2 separate regions of the Homo sapiens genome follow, and region 2 is linked to region 1. Evidence: chromatin loops called from intact Hi-C (ENCODE). Cell type or tissue: heart right ventricle. All regions are shown on one strand.

Region 1 (8,000 bases):
AGGTAACAAATCACAAACCCCTCTGGTGGTCTTCCTATGGGCAGGAAATCTGATTGGGGTCAGCCCAGTGGGGTAGAAGAAGGGTTATGATGGGTGGGCGTTGCCTAGCGGCTTGTGAGTGATGTATCCAAAGAGGTGGCAAGAGAGGGAGGCAAGGCCAGGCATTGAGAGACATAAGATCATGTATCAAACTTGACGGGTGAAATAGAGTTTAAATAGAAGAGCAAAATCACAGTTGGTAGCACAGGAGTACAAAAGATTGATGTAGGGTCCAGGCAGATGAAGCCTGTTTCTTCACATGGAAATTTGTTCATTCATTCACTCATCCAACAAATATTTAGTTAGTGCCTATTTAGCCAGTCCATGCTAAGTATTTGGGAAGCAGTATGAACAAATAGGCATGGCCCTTGTCCTCATGAGATTGACAGTCTAGTGAGAGAATCAGACATTTATAAAGAAACTCTTAGGGCTATATAATTATCAGCCCTAATGACTGCTCTCACAGACTATCCCAGGCTGTCCTAGAAGCAGAAAAAGCAGACTAAATCTAGTCTGCAGGCAGGGAACCAGTCCAGGAGGAAGTGACATATAAGCTGTGATATAAAGGATGCACTGGAATTAACTAAGTCAAGTCAAGGGAACAACTTCCATAAATGACATGTCCAGTGAGACTCTATTGTGTATAGATTTGGGTGTTTCCAGCTTAGAATGGAAAGGAGTGGGGAAATTCCTTAAAAGGGCTGATCAAAACAGAAATGTGACACATTTTGTTTTCATCAATAAATGGGCTTATATAAATATACAGAAAGCATCAAAATATTTATCGTATCAAAGTTTCCGAGACTGCTGGAGCAATGACTATTTCTCATGGAGGAAATCAGAGTTGATCCAGGTTCTTGCTTTTCATGAGTGGACTCTCCCAGCATTTTAAGAGCAGCGGGTGAGTCGGTCTTCCAAGCAGAAGCTGGACACGAGCCCTGGTTAACCTTAAATGGACTCTCTCCCCTCATCCTCTCTCCCTGCCCATGACCCTTCCTGAGGGCCACTGTTTCTCTGCTCGCAGAGAGGATAGAAGGCAAGACACGAGGGAGATGCAGATTCATAAACTTTACAATTATTCTAATGCTTTCCAAGTGTGTTAAATAGCAAAGTCATTTCATTAAATGTTCATAAGTGTTATGTGGGTTCAGAATGCAATAATTTTGGCAAATGGATCAAACAGTTATGCAAGCTTTTGTTGTAGGCCTTATCAGAGCCTTTGATATTTTGTAATGTGCACTGTAAGTCTCTAATTGAGGATACAACTTGCAATATTTTCCAAACATATTTGACCACAAAACATGCTTTCCCTGGAATATTTCTTGGGTGTGTTATGTTTCAGAATTCATCTTGGTAAATACTGTTTAAATGAGTAACTGAAAGTTAGGGTTTAAAAGTCAAATGGATTGGGCCAGGCATGGTGGCTCACGCCTGTAATCCCAGCACTTTGGGAGGCTGAGGCAGGTGGATCACGAGGTCAGGAGTTCGAGACCAGCCTGGCCAACAGGCTGAAACCCCATCTCCACTAAAAATACAAAAATTGGCTGGGCATGGAGGTACACACCTGCAATCCCAGCTACTCAGGGAGGCTGAGGCAGGATAATCGCTTGAACCCGGGAGGCGGAGGTTGCAGTGAGCCAAGATCGTGCCACTGCATTCCAGCCTGGGTGACAGAACGAGACTCCATCTCAAAAAAAGAAAAAAAAAAAGAAAAAGGTGAAATGGATCTTAGAGGCCACCTTGTCTAAACTTCCACCTAGAGAGGAATATGAATAAAAACCCACTGAGCTAAATTCATTTCTTTTACATTATTCCAGGCATATCTCTTACACTGTGAATGTTGTTAAGTTGTAGGAGAGAAAAGTGCTGTAAAGGAATAAGGATATCCCTGCATTTTACCAGGTAACTATGGGTAAGTCCCTACTCTGGCCTTCAGTTTCTCTAGAGGTTCAATGAATACCATGCATCTTTGGGTTGCTGAAGATTCAATGCTGTATGAAAAGCACCTGATACTGAGCAAGTTACTAGATTTCCCCCTTCCCACCCTGAAAAATAAGCATCATGCTTTACATAAATACTGCATGCAAATATTCTATATGCAATATGCAAATATTCAAGACATTTTTTACAATGTTGGGTTTTGTCCTTGTCCCTAAGGGAACATATTAATGCAAAGTAAAACACTCTGTTCAATTCTGCTGGTTTAGATGATGGCTCATTCTCCCAGGAAGCTCTATTTTATAACCTGGTGTTAAACTTCATTAAATACAAATACTCTGGAGTTTATCATCCTTTATAGGAACCTAAGCTTCAGAATTACAACATTTCAAAGTTTGGGCTCCCTTATGTTTTAGAAAAGTAGAAATAGACTCTACAAGGGGAAGTGACTTGTGAAAGGTTACCACATGAGCTAGAAGCAATTGCAACCCCAGGTAAGCTAGTCATGTCTAGCCTGGGGCCTTTTCTCCAAATCAGCAACTCCTCATTTCTTTTCTTGGAAACTTAAGCTCCAGCATGCTGAAGTGTTTGCTCTTGAATTCTCTTACCTCTGGAAACCAGGAAACTCGATGGATTTTTGTCTTCTCACTTATTTGAGAAGATGCAGTTTGTTGAAAAGAGAATATATGTCAACAATCTGAGTTGGGTGTTTTATGCCAAACAGAGGATTCAGCGTGTTTTATGCCAAACAGAGGATTCAGCATGTTTTAGTGGGATTTGAACTGGAGTCCAAGCTGGGCACAGTCCTCTCTCTTTCTGCAACTAATGAGAAAGGAAGTAAAACATGCTCGACTGTAGGCAAAAGTCTCCTTTCTGTTGTACACACAGGGGAACAGGTGCCAGGCCATGGCCCTGACAGTTATGCAAATCAGTTGTGCAGATTTTAAAAACAAAAACAAAGGTAAACTGACTCTATCTGAGCATAACATTTTATGCAACATGAGCATAAATAACAAGATTCTTCGCTTCTTACTCTCTGGTACTCACGCAGGTGACAGCTTCGGCAGCACTGTGGGCGGAGCCATAACAGACTGGAGCTTGTGGGTCCGGCTTCTAAAGTTGCTCCTCCTGTGACCTTGGACAAGTCACACTTCCTCCTGTCTGATACCTCATCTGCTCTGTGGGGGATGTAGCTGCTTGCCTTTTTATAAGAATTAAATGAAAGACTGGAACCAAACATTCACTCCAATATCTTATTGCTACTCCAGGGCAGGAACCAGGCTCAGTGCTGTAGATGAATGTGATGGTCCTTTGCCCACAAGGGACCCCCCCACCCCCGCTGTACTGGGCACTCTCACTCCAGATTCTGTAATAGGTGTGCTCATCACGAATCCCAGCAAAGTCCTTGCAAAAGAGCACAGATGTGCAATGCAGGCATTTGCGATTCACTGAGATGAGGTGTTTGTTCGTTCTGGGCCCACATCAGAGACCTGGGTTTTGCAGCCATTGTGTTCTGGGGTCCATGAGCTGAAGAAGGGATTCTGTGAGTGATAGTCTGGTTTGCTTGAGCAAAGATCTGAGAATCTGCCAGGTAAGGTTTCAGACAGATTCCTGAAACTATTTTTAAGAAGAAGCTACTCTAGTAGTAAATGCTAAGTGAGTGTGTCTCCAGTGGGCAGGTCCTGGGATTGGCCTCCAAATGTGACAAGGAGACTTCAAGAGGCTATCAGGGGACATGGTGTTACAGTTAACATAAGCAGTACAGTGTTAGAGGATCTTGAAAGGCCCGGGCCTCCTCACTTCTATGGTGACACCAGAGAAGGCAACCAGGTTTAGACATCTCAGAGATCAAATGGTTCTATAATCACCCCCAAAAGGTGGCTAGAATGTTTTCTTCCAACCTGGAAAGTAAAATCCTAAATTCAGAAAAGACACCCCCCCCACCCCCCACCCCCACCCAGAGGCATCAGAACAGAAGGCTTGGGATGGGCTGTAGATGTCATCTGGACCATGTCTAATGTTCCAGGTGAGGAAACTGAGGAAGGAGGACTTGCAAGAGGACACACAGAGAGTTAGTAGCAGGGCTGGTTCTGAAACCCGACAAGCTGGAGAGAGTCAACCCCTGGAGATTGAGCTCTCTGAACACCAGCCAGTAGGGGGAGCTCCGTCTCACGGGTGGTGCTCAGTGTCTCCTGGCAGGGGACAGAGTGCCCTGGTTAGAAAGTGGGTTGAAGGCGCATCTGTAAATCCAAGGCTGACAGAGGAGGCCCTGTTGTCCTATATTTCTCCTCTGTAAAAGCCCCTGCCCACCCACCCCAACGAGTTCCTCCTGGGTCCCTGGGAACCATGAAAATTGTCCTGTCCAAGTTGAAGGCATAGAAGTGCCTCCTGAAACTTGTGAGTTTGTTACTCTCGGCTGGAACAATGATGGAGCATTACCTGTCTAAGCACTCTCAGGGAGAGCATTGGCAGAGTGGCTTCCGGGTTACGGGGAGGTGGAATTCAGAGTGGGCATAGGAGGGCATTTTTAACCAGAGAAACGTGTCCATTCACCTTTGCAGACATTTACTGAGCACCTACTATGTGCCGGGCACAGGACTTTCACCATCCCAGACAGCTAATCAATGCCACGGCGGACAACCTTCCTTCTGAATGTCAGCCGCCCAATCCTGGGCTTTGTGCTGGCTCTCTTTCTTCCTCACTCTCTTTCTTTCTTTCTTAAGCCACCAACAAAACTCTGACCTCTCCCCACACACACAATGCAGGCAGTCACTCATGCATTAACAACCACCAGGCCCCAAAGGTCGTTTCTATGACAACCCCGGGGTCCTTAATGACCCTGGCAGGCCAATGATTTTGTTTTGTTTGAGAGTGAAGGAATAATAAGTCAGTCCAACTCGCTCGGGCGCTCGCCTCTCTCCCCGTCGCCCCCCTCCGCCGCCTCCGCTGATATACTGTTCATTATCTGGCTGCTGCATCAGCTCCAGAGACGGGGCGGCAGCCAGCTCTGAAAGACAAGAGCCTGGCTGCAGACAAAGAGCTGTAAAGGACCGAGTGTGCCCTGCATCCAGGGCTGCCCGGGGTTCATTAATTCCATTGCCCGCTAGAAAGGAGAGTGGGAGCAAGGGCCCTGGGGTCCTTGGTTCCTAGAGTCCAATGGCACCAGCATGAACCCCAAATCACCGTGCAACTCTTCAGAAAGAAGCGTGTGTAGGGCCCTGTTGGGAGACCTCTCTACCCAGGAGGTGTGCCCAACTCGCCGCCAGCCAGCACAGCTCCCGAAGGCGAGACGTATCATTTTAATGATGGGTTGAACAAGGCAATTAATGTGCAGCCCCACCAGCTTCCATATGGATCATCAGTAACTCGGGAGGCTGGGCCTGATCACCCAGACAAAGGAGGGCAGCATGGCGTCCCAGCTGATTCCCGTCCACTGGCTCCGGTGGGGCGTTGCCCTCTGGGTTCTCCAGTTCCGGATTTCTGGTTCTACCCTGAGAAACTTCCTGGGGAGGAAGCTTTCATTGTCTTCTGATCTTGGGGCAAATAGGCCTCCAGCTTGTCACATTAATTTTCAAACGCGATGTTCGGCAGCGTGGGATTTTGCTAGCAGACACTTGGAATTATTTTTGTTGTGTGTGCACAACTGAAATCCCCTAGAATAAGTCATTATCCTCTTTAAAAAAAAAAAAAATCAGCTCCTACTGGCTGCCTGGTGGCCCAATCAGCTGACTCATTTTCCATCTTTCCCTGAAGTAATTAGCGTTTTCATTTTTCCCAACCTGCCTATTAGATAAACTCCAGGATCCCATTCAGTGGAAGCACATTTTTGTGAGTTGACTTGCCTCAGCCTCTCCCCAAGAAACAAAAGAAGAAATCTGGAGAAAGGCACAAAGAGATGTGTGATTTAGGCTCCTGTTCTCTGACATGGACTGTTTATTAATCAAGGAGATCGATAAAGGGGGGTGTGCTGTGGCCAGGGTAGGGGGGCACCGTGGGTGGACACCAGCATCAGCTGTTGACCCTAGCACAATAATGGAAAAGGGTATTTGGTCATTCAGTAAACAGTTACTGAGCACAAACCCTGGGGTGCAGAAACACAGTGCTGCTTTTAACAGTGGCAGCACCCGCTCATCCCATGCCCTCTCTAGGGTTCATTTCTCCTCTGTTGAGTGAGGGGCTGGCTCTAGATGAGAAGTGGAAAACTCTGGGGTTGCATGGGCCAGGAGACAGTGTCAATGGGGGTGTGCAGTGGGCCTGGGCATGAGGACTTGGGCAGGCTGGAGGGCATTGAAACTGTCTAAAATGGGCAGCCACAGGTCAGCTCCAGCACTTGCTGTGTTCCAGCATGTAAGGGCAGGATGGCCACATCTCCTGAGGGTTTCAAGAGAAGACAGAATTTGGAATTATTAAAACGTGAAATCTGCACATTTTTAGATGTTTTCAAGTAAATCTAATTTTTTAGAAGATTATGCTGGTCAAAGAAACACATTTGGATGAAGCAAGTGGTGCCAGGACCACCAGTTAGTTGCTGTGCTCTAGACTTTTGTGATTTCAAGTGCAGTTGAGTGAGCAGGTATAGCAGCAGCTGCTGGAAGCTTGCGAGGCATGAGGATTCTCAGACCTTGCCCCAGATCCCCTAAATCATAAACTGGATTCTCCCTATGCATGTTAAAGTTTGGGAGGCAATGCAGTGAACACTCAAGGTCTTTGAAATGGGCTGCGACAACTCTAGCATTTTCTCTGAGTACGGATTTGCTCACTGTACCTCCTGTGCACACCTTTCATTGCAATCCAGGTAAGAAAAAAGTCCCATCAGAGTATGAGAGACCAAAGTGTGTGGGCTCAGCCAAGGGGCCCTGGGGGCTTGTCTGTTCGAACCTCTTCCTCAGCAAGGGGAGAATTCAGCTGTCCAGTACAGAGAGCTGTTTATTCTCTTCTCCAGGAATGGGGCTGCTGAGTCTCATCATAAATGTAATATTTTTCCTTTCCTCATTTCCTATAATTTGCAGTCATTGGCACAACTGACCATGATTCTTTCCTGAAATTCCCTCCTCCATTGGGTCCTTCCTCCAATGGTCCCTGAACATTATCCTGGTTTGTAGCCCAATTATTCTAAAGACTTTAGTCTCCTCTTATGTTTCTCCTTCCTTCTCTAACATTCTAAATGCAGGCTGTTCCCAGATCTTCTGCTGTCTTTTTCTGTCTCCATCACAAGAGTGTTCCTCTAAGCACTTGGACTTCCAGATCCACTCTCTTGGCTTCCATCTCTCTGAGAGGCAGTGGTACTTTTCAACTGCTTGGTCCCACTTCAGGCTGAAATAATCAAGAAGGAAAACATCACCCTTGCCCTAGAGCTCATTCTACTCCTGGTTGCATGCTCACTTTTAGTAGCCTCATCACTCAGGTTCCAGACTGGACAACAGCCAGGCATAACAGAAGGAAGTGAAGTCTTTGCCTGGTGCCGACCATTCAGCCTAAGTTTCACGTGGACTACTCTAGGAGTAAGTGATCTACAAATTGACAAGTCAGCAAGTTGATTTTATGAGCTTACCTTGTTTTCAACTCTCTTATTATTAACATTTATTTTCCACCTTTCTCTGGTCCAAATCCAAAAGTTGCCAAATGTAGTTGATCTGACCTCCTGGATCTCTCTTGCCACATGCCACCTCTGTTGCCCTACACTGCATCCTCACCTGCGTTGCTGCAATCACTTCTAGGGTTGAGCCTTTCCAGGGACCTCCAGGTTACTCAGCCCAAGGAATAGTGCTAAATGAAACTCTGCTTGTTTAAAACCACCAATGTGCCCTCATGCCTCCTCAAGGAAGCCCAGAGTCTTCATCTTGACTTTCAAAGCCCTTCACAACATGACCTCAGTGTGTCCTGCATGCTTCTGCATCACACATGCCAGATCCTCCAGACAAGTGAAAGCTGTGAGTTTTCATGCTACCAGCTAGCCCAGGACACTTCCAATAGCTGGAATGTTCTCCTACTATCAAGTTCACCTAAACACCTGCAAGTTGGTT
Region 2 (8,000 bases), 340 kb after region 1:
GCCATGGTGGGAGTTCTCATCAGGGCCCAAGCCCACACATGAAGCCTTATCTATCACCACTACACGTGAGTCTGCAAATAAATTTCAAATGTCAGCAAGCAACTAGGAGATGAATGGGTGAATGTAGTCACATGTTCCTTAGGTTTTCTACTGTAAGACAGCACTATATCAGATGTAGGGAGAGAACCATTTATTTATCAGACTTTGACTGAGCATCTGATGTGTACAAGACACTAGGAGAACTCATCCTTTTCCTGCCCCAGAAAGCAAACCAGAAGGACATCAAAGTCCCTGCCTAGCTGCCCATCCAACTTGGTGTTTCTTGAAGCTAAGCATCACTTCTGAGAACAATGAGACATCTACAAAGCTGTGATTTTCCCCCCACTGCATTAAAGATTGTCACTTATTAAAATAAGCACTGTGCTTTACAAAGCAAGCTACAGGACTCAGGCATGCATAATGCAATGCATCCTGCAGCTTTATACGCTCAGCATCCTTGCATCTCTTTCTGATGACCAGCCACTGTGTTACCATTCTTTCCTGTGCCTCTCGGTAACAAAGGAATGCCCGTCCAGGGCACATGATTGCTGTTTGCTGTGATACTGCAGTGAACGGCCCCAGAGTGCCGGAAACTCCCTCTATCTTCTCTCACTGTCAGCCTCAGCACTCCTTCCTTCCTGTCCTTACAGGTTCACAACACCCATCAACAAAAATACATAATCCCTGCCATATTCTTGTTACCCAAGTTCAGGACCCATTCATTCATTCATTCACCAAAGGCTCTCTGAGCACCTGCTCTGTGCCAGGCTCTCAGAGATCCCTAAGAGATCAGAAATGAATAAAGCCTGTCCCCACCTCCCTTCCAGCCACATTTGCAAACCGGGGCAAACCTACTTCACCTGTCAGAGCCTCAGTCTCTTTCCGTACCCAGGTGGGAGGTCAAAGCTGGAATAGTCCTTAGAGATGATCTAGAGTAAAAGTCCCCCAACTATGACCAGAAGGTCAAATCCAGCCTGTCATCAAGGAAAGTACATAAGATCTACATAGTCAAAGAAAAGAGCCCTCCACCTGACTCCCAGGTGGCCACCTCCACACAACCTTCAGGCTTCCTCTTTGGGCCTGGAGACACCCCCTCTTCCATGTGCTCAGCCAAGGAACAAGGATACAGGAGGAGGGACTGTGTCTCGCTCCATGTGTTCCTGGAAGCCAGGGATGTCTGCCTCCCTGTTGTGGGCCCTTGGCCTCTCCTTTGTGCCTGAATTCTTAAATGCCTGCCCCAGATCTGACTGCTCCAAGGGTAGAGTGAGCCTTTGGGGTGTAACTGCCTTCTTCTATCACCTGGGCTCACACTCGGCCCTAGGCCCATGTGCCACACCCCTTCTCTCTGGGATAAAATTACAGCCAGAGACAAAGGTTAGAGGTTAGGAAGGGATTCTCAGCCCACTACAACAGGAATACTCCGTGGAGGTTATTTTATAATCTCACCAACTAGAGAAACAGTCCCTTACACCCCCAAACACAGAGGCCTGGAGTCTGAAGGGGGTTGCTGTGTGATGACTGCAGGAAGTACACAGGCTTTGCACTGCTTCCCGTGGTGTGGACTTGAGCCTGTACATTACCTCTCACAGCCTGAGGGAAACCAGGACACAAATAAGGGGCATTTCACAATGATGTGCTGGGGATTAATGAGATTACAGAAGCAGAGGCCTAGCACAGTGGCCAGCACAGGGCAGATGTTGAGTCAGCCCGAACCTGCTCCCCGAGACACGTGCACACACCACCGCTGGATGTGGAAACTGCAGGCGCCGCAAAGGCAAATAAGTAAGCTGTCCAAGGTCACACAGCTAGTAAATGGCAGGGCTGGGGTTTGAACCTGTCTCCTACGATGGCCTGTGCTTGTTACCTCTTACAGGTAGACAGAAATTAAATCAGTAAACAAATGAATGGACAAGGTAGGGACAGGTGCTGCGAAGAAAACAAGTCAGGTGGATGTGATTGCCTCACGGGGACTGCATTAGATTTGCTTGTCAGAGCTGGCGTTTGAGCAGAGAAAGAGCCAGCTTTGAGAACATCTGGGGAAATACCTGTAGACAGAGGAGGCAGCAAGTGCAAAGGCCCTGAGATAATGCAGTGAATATTCATCACTCTCAGTTGAGGCTCCCCTTGAAAACCAGGGCCTTCCATAGGAGGTAAAATGCCAGATATTTGTTTTGTCAGTGATATGGTTTGGCTGTGTCCCCACCCAAATCTCATCTTGAATTGTAGCTCCCATAATCCCCTTGTATCATGGGAGGGACCCGTGGGGAGGTAATTGAATCATGGGGGCAGGTCTTTCCCATGCTGTTCTCGTGATAGTTAATAAGTCTCATGGGATCTGATGGTTTTATAAATGGGAGCTCCCCTGCACAAGCTCTCTTGCCAGCTGCCATCTAAGATGTATCTTTGCTCTTTCTTTGCCTTCCATGATTGTGAGGCCTCCCCAGCCACGTGAGACTATGAGTCCAGTGTTCTTCTAAAAAGAAAAGGAACCTCTTTTTCTTTTATAATTACCCAGTCTTGGGTATGTCTTTATTAGCAGTCTGAGAACAGACTAATACAGTCAGCCTGCCTTGCAGCTAGCACATGGCTCATTTAGGCTCCTCAATCAGACATGCTGATCCTAGACCTTGAGTCAGAAGTGAGTGACACAAAGGAGCTGGGGCTGTACAGGCTGCAGGCTGACAAGGGTGTCCTTAATGCAGTAACCATATCCAGTCTCTGGGGCAGCTATGGCTATGGCTATGTGGCAGACTTCATGTTCAGTGCCAGCACTGTTGGCAGGGATGGCCATGGTGTCTGCGCCCAGGAGCAACATCTCAGAGCTGCTCTACAGCATGATTGGGGATGCTATTTCTAGCTACATCACCTTTAATCTTAGTTTTCTGGCTTTTTAGGAGATTCAGTAAACTCCATAATATTGTTTTAGTAAATTTATTTTCTGCTTGAAACACCTGAAGTCACTCTCCATTGCTTGCAATTTGGAACCCTGACAGATACATGCCCAGACCATGAGTGCCCACCCAATATCCATGTGCTCCCCTCCAATGCCCAGCCTCCCCTACATTTGTGCTTGGGCTGTGTGACTAGTTCTAGCCAACAGACTGTGAGCATAAGCGACAAGTGTCAATGCTGGGCCAAATAAATTTCCCACCAGGGCCACATTGGATGCCACGCTTTGGGGCAGCAGCATCATAAAATGGAGGGAACCTGGATTCCTGAGTCACTAGGCAGAGAACAGACCTGCCAGCCCATATGAATAGTCCATAAAGAAGAATCAAACACATAAGGAGCTGATCCACTGAGATTCCAGGGTTTGTTATGTTACTGCAGCACAGCCCAGTCTATCCCAACTAGAGGCCAAGTTTAAGGGTGAGAAAAAGGTAGGTGGCATTGAGCACAGTGAACAATGGGGAGAATAGTCTGAAATAATACAGAAGTGACTACTGACTTGGGAAAATTTTTCTTGATTTTATTTTTTTTTTATTTTTTTTGAGACAGAGTATTGCACTGTCGCCCAGGCTGGAGTGTAGTGGTGCAATCTCCGCTCACTGCAACCTGCACCTCCAGGGTTCAAGTAATTCTCCTGCCTCAGCCTCCTGAGTAGCTGGAATTACAGGTGGCCGCCACCACGCCCGGCTAATTTTTTGTATTTTTAGTAGAGACAGGGTTTCACTATGTTGGCCAGGCTGGTCTTGAACTCCTGACCTTGTGATCTGCCTGCCTCGGCCTCCCAAAGTGCTGGGATTACAGGCATGAGCCACCACGCCCAGCCTTCGTGATTTTATTCTAAGTGTGATGAAAAGCCACTGGTAGGTTTTAAGCAGAAGCAGGCATAGCCAAACACCAAGGCAGATTGCCTTCCACACAGCTTGTAGACACAGGGAGCTTAAAGGGGCCTCAAAAGGCATTTCATCAACCCTCAGCTACTGTCTCACACTCTCCCACATTGATGCTTATAAGGAGTTTCCTGCCTCTTCTTGCACATTTCCACTAATAGGAAGTGCATGTCTTTCTAGGACCTCTCATTTTATTTTGGGATTGTGCTGAACTTTTTTTTTTATTATTTCCCTGTGACCTCTCTCTACTGGTAAACCCCAACAAATGTGAACACATCCCCTATTCCTCAGCAGCCAGCTCAGCTCTTCACAGAGCTTGCTGCCCTGGTTCTGCTCTGCTGAACACACAGCCACTGGCCATTGGCCTCCAAAAAATCTATCTCTAGCAGAACTGGATTCTGAAAGCAGAGTAGAGTATGGGATTATGGATCCAGGATCTCTGCACTGAGAGCATAACCAGGCCACTGTGCAACATTCCAGTGATGGATTCACAGGATCTCTTAAGTTTTCATCACCCTCCTTATATATCCCCTGGAGAAAACACAGGGGACATTTGAATCTCTGGGCCTGGTTCCCTCTGCCTGCCCTGGCCCACATCCCTAGCCTAACCTTCAGCTCCATGAGCTGATGCAGCAGGAATTTATTTACGAGCTCATTATCCCTGTGAATCATGTCCAGCTTGAGTTGGGACTAATAAGGAGCTGAGGAGTGGTCTTTCAAGCAGCTGAGCACATGAGGCCTGGGGAGAGGATGGGCCAGGACAAGCAGGGCCTCACTGCACCAGCAGCCAAGAGGGCAGATGGGAGCAGTGGATGGGAGGTGGCTCCTGCCAGCCCTGGAGTTTGTCCTGGCTCCAGCAGTTCTAGGGCTTTTCCAAACTCTGGCTTAATTCCAACACAGAGGCTGCAAATGGAAGATTTGGCTGGCCATTCATTCTTTACTTCTAAGCCCCAAAATACACCAAGGAATCCAAGAGGGGAGAAAAGCAAGTGACCAACATCTTTCTGACTTCTATCCCACCAGAGCAGCCCCTGCCCTCTGGCCCCTGATCCAGCAGTCCCCAGGTGGGAAGGTTTCACAGCGTGGTGTTATTCAAATGTAGGATATGATCATTAATCTATTCAAACTTACTTTACAACCATTGTTTTACTTGATGGCTGCACATAAGTTTAACCATGTCCATTTGAGAGAGAAGGGTTCAAGACTCTGAAGAAACTGGCCCAAGGTTGACTTGCAAGAAGTGGCACAGTCCAGGACTTAAACCCAAATCCTTAACCCTCAGCCCACTACTTAATCCAAGTCTCAATACCTGCCTCTTTAGTGAGCCTTTGTGCATTAGTGAGCCCAACCAAGACCAGAAATACAGAGTGATGTTACATCTTCAAGGTTTGCTCAGGGAAATAAAAACTCTCTGGGTCTTTGAAGCAGGAAGGTTATTTAATACAAGAAATAGATGCTGTGGTAGACTGTAAAATTGGCCCTGATGATTCTCTTCCCTGTATCCATGTGATATAAATTTGAATTCGGCCTGTTCTTGTAAAATGCATTAGTGAGTCCAACCAAGACCAGAAGAACCACTCAGCTGTGCCTAGCACAAATTCTGATCCACAGCATTGTGAACTAAATATATAATTGTTGCTTTAAGCAACTAGGTTTTGGGTGATTTGGTATACAGCAAATGTTATACAGCACTTAACAGAAATTTTGGAATAGCTGGAAAAAGGAAGGTCATTGGATATTTATATAATAAAGGTTCTCTATAAATTTTCAGAAAGTAAAAAAGTTGCAGGATCTGCAGCAGCTCCTGCAAGGATCACAGATGCCCCCAACACTGTTGCTTCAGGAAAATTTTGAGGTTGTTTTAAAATCTGCCATCTGCCAAAGCCCACCACTCTACTCACCACAGCTGAAGGTGAGTAACTCCAGGGCTGGCAGGAGCCACCTCCCATATGGCTTCGTCTTCTTTTCTGACTTCTGAATCTCATGCATCTGCTTCTCATGGAAAGATTCTAACCTGGAACCTATGTTTCATAGATTCCTGGAAATGTAGTTCTCAGGCTTCTAGCCCTTTGTGCAGAGAGGAGAGTGTGGAAGCATTGAGTTGTCACCCAATAATCCAGGCCCAAGAGCCTATTCTGTTCCAGGCATCACTTCTAAAGATGCTTAGCATCAAGAGGGACTTTCTATTCCCCTGTAACTCCCTCTACTACTCCCGATTGGTACTAGTTCTCCCTTTGGAAAGACATGGGCATTATTAGCTCAATTGATTATCATTTAAACTGGTTTGTCAGCTCCAACCCTCGTGAACCCCTATGAAGGTAAGACAATTTCACCTGTGTGCCTGTTATTCTACAGGTTGAACAGTAGAAGGAAGGAACAGAGTGCCTGGATGTGTTCACTAAACCCTATGCATTAAAATCTCCTTGCTTCCTCTCTCATCAGGCTAGTCTAGCACTCACCGCAACCAAGTAGTGGCTGCGGGTGCAGGTACCCAAAGGTGCAGAAGGGTTTGGATAAGTCCCCAGAAATGAGGACAACCTGCATCACTTCCTCAGCTGTCACTCTGCTGACTCCATCCTTCTTGTGTCTGTAGTAACAACTTTTGGGAGGAAGCAGCTGACAAAATCCAGTTCTCCCTGTTGTAGAGATGGAAACTGGTACAGGGTGTGGCAAAGTGTAGCAATGACAAGGTAACAGTGAAGAGCAGGGCCCCTTGGATATCCTCTCTTGGCCCTGAAGCCATTATGTCATACTAGGGCCTAATCATAATAGCCTGGGTTCAAGACAGACAGACAGGATTTGAGGAGAGGGGAGGTTTCTCTTGAGGAGAGAAACCAGTTCCTCTGAGAATTTGAATCTGTAAGAAATATGGACTGCTAGGTGTCTGCAGAACCTCTTTAGCAGAATTTGCTTCCCTGCTCCCCTGAAGGGTCAAGCTACCCAGGGTTGCCTTGATCTTGACCCTCTCCGAACAATCCCATCCACTCTTATGAACTCAATTACCATTGAAATACCCTCGGCTCCCAGATCTATCTCTTCAGGCCCACATATTCAACTGCCTGTTGAATATTGAGACTTGTATTGCCCACAGGGTCCTCCAAGTCAACATGATTCAAGCTCAGGACTTTCATCTAAATCAGTACCAATCATCAATTCAATTAGCAGCAGCATCAAGTCACCCAAGCCAAGTCTTTCCCCATCTCCCAGTTTGATTTCTGTAACCAGCTCTCCCTAATCTCTTGGCTTCCAGGCTTGGTTTCTCCAACCAGTGAGTCCTATCACTTCCAGAGGGAGCTTCCTAAATGCACACTTGTCATGACACTCACTTGACAGAAATATTCTGCTAGCTCCCTAGCCCCCATAGAATAACACCCCAACTCTTTGGTCTGGTGTTCAAGGCCTTCCCTGTGACAGTCTCTACCAACATCTTCAACACCATCACTTCTCACCTCATTCCCTGGCCACACCAGACTGCCTGGGATGCCCAAAGCTGGCTGGCACCTTCATGCCGTTAGCCTGCAACACCCTTCCCATGCCGCTATCGCCCCTGCCCCTCAGTCTGGGCTAGGTGCTCCTCCTGTGGGCTGTCATAGTACTCTGTTCTTACCATCCCTCTTTGTAATAATCTCTAATATGCTTGTTCTACCCCACAGAATTGGGAGCCCCATGAAGGCTGGGACATACCACCAGACTCATCTCTGTGTCCCCAGTCCATTAGGAGTAGACACCAACAAGTGATTGTTAAACAGGAGCTACCCCCAGTGCTGTGAATTTCATAGCAAAGAGTGTGTGTATTCAATCCGTAATAATAGCTCAATACTTTCGTACTTACTGTGAACCAAACAGTTTGATTAGCTCATTTAATCCTTACTACAACCTCAAGAGATATTATTATTATTCCTCTGATTTATAGATAGTAAATTGAGACCTAGAGATACTAAATAAGTTGCCTAGATCATTCAGCTAGCATGTGGTGAAATCAGGATTCAAAAGCAGGTGGTCCATGCCCCTAACCATTAGACATATAGCCTGTCTAGTATATATTCTTCACAGTAAAGTCAGCTCCCCATCACAACAGGGTGAGAGCCAGGGTGGGAAACTCTTCCTCTTTAATCACCTTCTCAA

What was found. A loop is a pair of places that touch in the nucleus more often than their neighbours do. Peaks named below come from ENCODE experiments on the same cell type or tissue, not always from the same donor. Only the 100,000 strongest peaks of a DNase experiment are listed, where the experiment ranks them.
Region 2: it touches region 1 in a loop (2.1-fold over the local background); 29 of 110 quality-filtered maps call a loop at or near these places.

Annotation. Positions count from the first base shown.
Region 1 is chr10:78,653,889-78,661,888 of GRCh38, reverse strand. LOC105378379 (a long non-coding RNA gene) reads left to right here. Exons shown (of 5, transcript XR_946100.2): 3 at 1,857-1,941. Among named protein-coding and RNA genes, the nearest start is that of LINC00595, 390 kb to the right of the region's middle. In heart right ventricle, a CTCF peak has its summit at 4,137 (motif pointing right); a DNase peak (open chromatin) is centred at 4,138.
Region 2 is chr10:78,313,251-78,321,250 of GRCh38, reverse strand. All of the region lies in intron 1 of LOC124902468 (a long non-coding RNA gene), which reads right to left. Among named protein-coding and RNA genes, the nearest start is that of LINC00595, 50 kb to the right of the region's middle. In heart right ventricle, no CTCF peak of the experiment used is centred here; DNase peaks (open chromatin) are centred at 2,690 and 4,630; H3K27ac peaks cover 1,669 bases.